Linked DNA regions of Homo sapiens: region 1 is linked to region 2. Evidence: chromatin contacts called from ENCODE Hi-C or POLR2A ChIA-PET data. All regions are on one chromosome and are shown on one strand. Each heading gives the region's core, a stretch centred on a gene start or an enhancer-like site at or near the end of the contact. The rest is flanking DNA. Distances are from core to core; before and after follow the strand shown.

Evidence for each region. Hi-C counts contacts between places; a loop is a spot of excess contacts on that map. ChIA-PET counts read pairs that join two places held with the same protein, here RNA polymerase II (POLR2A). Pooled maps may share reads with other maps.
Region 1: a map of GM18951 shows a loop between it and region 2 (2.5-fold over the local background). The contact joins two enhancer-like sites. A Hi-C loop is called at or near these places in 8 of 168 maps with a recorded cell type or tissue (B cell, GM18951, OCI-LY7 and 5 more), 15 of 37 single-sample maps with no recorded cell type and 10 of 50 pooled maps. POLR2A ChIA-PET finds 5 or more read pairs at or near these places in 2 of 52 experiments (MCF 10A and activated B cell).

The regions. Positions count from the first base shown.
Region 1 is chr21:35,189,188-35,191,887 of GRCh38, forward strand. No RefSeq gene overlaps it. Among named protein-coding and RNA genes, the nearest start is that of RUNX1, 140 kb to the left of the region's middle. Within about 2 kb of position 1,369, at least 4 of the 41 ENCODE cell types and tissues checked have a DNase peak (open chromatin) inside an H3K27ac peak, as active enhancers do; they include PC-9, where a contact is called at or near this core.
Region 2 is chr21:35,062,555-35,065,254 of GRCh38, forward strand. No RefSeq gene overlaps it. Among named protein-coding and RNA genes, the nearest start is that of RUNX1, 15 kb to the left of the region's middle. Within about 2 kb of position 1,342, at least 2 of the 41 ENCODE cell types and tissues checked have a DNase peak (open chromatin) inside an H3K27ac peak, as active enhancers do; they include PC-9, where a contact is called at or near this core.

The DNA.
Region 1 (2,700 bases), core at 119-2,618, 130 kb after region 2:
AAAGGGTGGGGGGGGGGAGAAAAATCAGCACAGAGTCTGCTCTTAATTAAAACCAGCTGATGATGTACAGCGATTTGTCTGGAGCACCCTGGCTGCGCTGGTTCCCTGACAGCTGAACATTCTTTCCTGCCTGTACTGTTTGAACTATGTCCAATGGTGAAATCGTTAAACCTTTGATAACTGTAGTTTAAATGCGAGAAGGGAGCGGGGGAGCTTTCTGTTTTAAGCAAGAAAGAGAGATGAGTGTTGTATTACACAAATTAACAGTTAAAAAGTTAGTACTTATTAGATCATTTTCACTGGCTTTTGGTAGAATGCCTCTGGACATTTTCAGATTACCTATTGACACTTTTTCACGGCACAAATGTCAAAAATCTCACTTCCTCTCTTCTTCCCTAGGGGATTCTTGCTGTAGTTAGAAGGGAAATAGTATGAACCACCTGGTCTTACTCAAAGAAGCCTTGGGGATAGGTTAATTTCACAGTTGAAAGCTCCATGTGGGGGATACATTTACATATTTACTAATACAGAAAGGGCTACCAAAAGAAAAAAATCATGTGACTTCAGGAGAACTGCTCACAAACACACAAAACACTCTGTTTCATCCTTGAGTTTGACAGATGCTTGATAGGGAACAAAGAATAACCAAGCTGTTCATCTCCAAATACCAAAGTAACTTTAAAATGAATTGCTGTTCACAGTTTCTGGAAGACAAATCGGCATTACGAGGATGTAAATAATAACCTGTCTGTGTGTTCATACACACCCTAAACGTTTAAAAGATATTTTTAGGTATAAAATATTTCAAAAACACAATACCCTTTCTAAAACAGCCATCATGATATATCTGTATTATAGGAAAGTGCAGATATATACAGATAGTACGTAGTTATATTCATAGAAACATAGATGACAGATGGGTAGATAGGTAGATAGATTAATACTTAGTGTTTCAAATTATACTTGGAGCAATTTTTTTTTTTTTGAGACAGAGTCTCATTCCATCACCCAGGCTGAAGTGCAGTGGCACGATCTCAGCTCGTTGCAACTCGTGCCTCAGCCTCCCAAGTAGCTGTAATTATAGGTGCGAGTCACAGCACACTGCCCAAATTTCCTTTTTAAACTTTGGTTTCAGCATAGCCCTGTCTACTACTTGGAGGTGATTTTGGTGTTTGGATATGTTAATACATTTTTGCCAACCATGGTAGCCATGGGGTCTGGCACAATGCTGTAACCCCATTCTTTCAATAGAACGAATGCCCCTTAGGCTGTAAGTGTGGCCCCTGTTTCCTTTGAAGGGCTTTTAGAAATAGACAGAGTGTCTTTTCCCTGGGACTCTGGACTCCTGGGGCAAAGCTTTTTAAGACAGGTGTGAAAATTATCCTGGTTGATTCAGAAATGAGTCATTGTCTCCTGGCTGCTGCTACTGATCTCAAGCTAGCAAAGGTCAAATGAAGTTCTGGTTCACATAAAGACATTCTATGCTGAGTTTTAAGCATCACTGGGGAGTCTTCCAATTCATTTGATTTGGGAGAGCTCAACAACATTGCTGATGTAGTTATCTTTGTCCAGTTAAACTTTTGCCAGACAACCATGGGACTTCTGGCCCACAGGAAGGTAAGGGAAGATAGAAATTAGATTAAAAGACACCCAAGTCCAAACACAATTTCACCAGACAGGTAAATATCTTAATGCCAATTAGTTTTGACAAATATGAGACATATTTGGCTTTGTTCTATCTAGGGGTACTTTTTCATTTAATCAATCTCTCAATTAAAATTCTTTAGCATTGCTTATTTAGAGTCAAATAAATAAATATATCTGTCTGGGTATAATTCATTTAAATTAGAGCACAATGTTTGCTCTATTTGCCTTACATATTGTCATTCAGGAAACATAAGTACTCATGAAATTTTGATTTCTATTAGTTAAACTGTATAAGCATGAAGGAGTTAGTAGGGTGGTAAGCCATGTGGGTTGTCTACACTCAACGCTTTTCTACCTCCACACATCTCCTTGCTCAGAAAGCTCCCCTCCACCAGCGTCCCAAAATATCAGAGAGTAGATGTATCAGCCCCCATGCAGCTGGGCTATGAGTATTGGCTGTGGACTGGGACCTGAAGGCAGGCATCTCGAGCACTTTGGAAAAGGTTTTCTTCTCTAATTACAAAGCCCTGCCTGGAAGGACGTGTCTCCCTTCTCCGGCCAGCTGTTGCTGTGCCTACAAGTGACCTCCGTAACAATTAATTCTATCTTGTGACCTGAGGATTCTGTGCAGAACAAGAGACACAGCACAGATTTTTGATGACATCAACAAGCCATCAAATTGACCCTCTACTCACTTACCTCTGAGCTTCAATTTCTTCATCCTTAAAATGGAAAGAATAAAAGCATTTGCTTTAGGTTTTTTGATTTTTGGGGGATGTGAGAATTAAATAAAATAATGCAAATAAATCCACTTGATATTATGCCAAGGACATAAGACATGCTTGTTTTTAGCTTCTATCATTATTTTTATTACCACTTACAACTACATGATACTATGTTTTCAGAGAAATTGAAATAGTTCCTAAAAGCCTTCATATGTTCAACAAAGATCATAATGTAAGCAGGAGTAAAATATCTGTCAGTCAGTACATTTCTTACATAATCAATGCTTTTCCAGAATAATGTTTTTAAAAAACATTTTGAGGAGTAATT
Region 2 (2,700 bases), core at 92-2,591:
TGTGCACTACAACACGGGTGGACATTAAAAGCATTATATTTAGTGAAATCATCCAGACACAGAAGGACAAATATTGTACGATTCTACTTATGTAAGGTAGCCAAAATAGACAAATTCATAGAGACAGAAGGTAGAATAGAGGCTACCAGGGGCTGACAGGTTGAGGGAAAGGCAAACCATTGTTGGATGAGCATAGAATTTCAGATTGGAAAGATAAAATTCTGGAGATGGATAGCAGTGATAGTCGCTTAACAAAGTGAATGTAATTAATGGCACAGAATTGCACACGAATGAATAGTTAAAATGATAAATATTATGTATATTTTACCACAATAAAAAAAATTAAGTGGCTTGTATGATTAGAATTCTTTGTGTTTAAAATAACTCTTTATATCCATGATAAGACTCTTATATAATGGTTTATATAATGGTCTGTACATCTTCTGGGTGAGTAGCAGTGGATTTATTTATTAATTATTACTCATCCCCTTCCCCTTATCAATGCTGGGTTGGACACTTGGATATAGATATGGCCAAGACCCGGCTCTTGGCTTTAGGTGATTGGGTTAGTGTAGTCTATCTTTTGTCGTGAGACCCTCAAGAAGGCTTGTTTAATTCAGTGTGCAACACAGTTAATATAATACTTCTTAACTCATTGGCATTACTAAATCTTTATTATTTTTATGATAATTAGAGGAAGCAATTAGAAGACTGTCCAGCAAAATGATTCTTCAGAAAGTTTCTGATTTAGCTGCATTCTCTGTGGCACTCTATACCTGCTGTCTACTTACAGAGGAACGTAGAGTTGTGTCTTAATTGAGAAAAATAAAACTTAAAATCATTTTTTTCTAGAATATAAATTACTATTATTAGGGTTGACTGCAAAAACTCTACAGACCCACAAACTCAGACACACACACAAACACATACACACATACATACACACACAAACACAAACACACACACAAACACACATACACAAACACACACACACAAACACACACAAACACACACACACACACACACACACACACGCTTTAGTCCAGGATATTGATTTCACTTTAAACTCTGGCCTCACTTGGCACGAATGTTTGGGCAAGCCCTAACATATTACCTTTGGGTATTCCCCATTCCTGTAGTTAGTCAACCACACAGAGGGCAGATCTAGAGGAGATAACTGATTTAATGATAAGTTAAAGGATTAATCCTTTTTCTGCAGCATCTTAATATGCAGAGATTATCTTGTCTGATGCCTGAGTTATAAATATATTGCCACTCGTGTTTAATCCCACACACCACCTATCTTTTCCTTGAATCTACTCAAGTGTTCAACAACAGCCTTCTAGGTTTCTGCCTCCCAGGTAATTCAGATGAAACCAGGAAATCATGCTGATAAAATAGTTTCATCCTGCTTGGAATTGCGTACCTCGCAGTGCACCCTTTTCAGAGAAGCTAAAGGAAATTCAAAATAAGAGATGGAGTCATGACTCGGGGATGACAACTATGTCTCTGTGTTCTGCTGTATTCAGGACAGTGTGGATCATGGACTACCTAGGACCTGCTTCTGAAGGTAGTGAGAAGCAGACTCAACCATGAATTCCTTTAGACTCAGAGCCCTTCACCTATTAATATATACAACATACACACATTTTAACTCCAAGACTTCCATTTTTATTCCTATCACTTATCCAATCTAGGGAGCTTTAGCTTACCCTCTCTTTTTGAGTGGACTGAAAACATTTGGATAAATCAGGTGATTCCACCGTACTTCAAACCCTCACCTTAATGGAGAAACATATTTTTGGCCCATCACTTCCTTTGAATTTCAAGTTTATCCCTACCAAGGACATATTTCTCTGATGTACTGAGGGTAGGCTTGCCAGACTTAGCAAAACAAAACAAAACAAAACAGAAAAACAAACAAAAAACAGCATGTATTGTTAACTCTGAAGTTTTGAGAAACAATGAATGAGTTTTTAGCATGTCCCAAATACAGCATGGGACACGGGTAAAGAATTATTCATTGCTTGTTTGTAATTCAAACTTAACTGGGCAGATTTAATTCATTTACTTTAATTCATTTAATCTGGCAATCCCTGTTGACAGCCAAGATGTGAGACATGCATGTGGACACATTTCACCTAAGAAACAGAAAGCTTTGGGGGTTTATTTAAACATACAGGAGAAGATAATAGAGTACGCCATTGAACTTCAATCACTGCAGGCTGCTGTGGATTTTTTTTTTTTCCTTTTTTCTTGCATCCTTTTCAAGGACCTGGAGAAGTGTTAAATACCAGGCTCACCCTGCTAATGGTTTGCCCACCAGTAAGAAACAATGGCAAAAGGGATCATTTACCTTGTTTTCTCCATGCGGGACTCACCTGCTTTCGGGTCCAGGCGAACTCGCTGTGGTATTGTTCTTCTCTGCTCGGTTTCCAAAGGAGAGCCCAGGCGCGTTAATTGCTGGGTGGCAGCTACACTAAATGCAAGTGGACGACAGCTGGGTGCCGGGCTCGCTCTGCAAGAGAAGGTTTGGGTTTCCATTGTAGTCCGCATCATAATCCGCACCCTTCCATCTGCACTAACTGTTGTTTTAGGTCTCAAGTAATTGGCTGGAGCTGAAAACATAAACACCTCCACGCGCTTGCCCTTATCATTTTCTTTTTATGTTGGTTTAGGAAATACACCTGAGAGACCAAA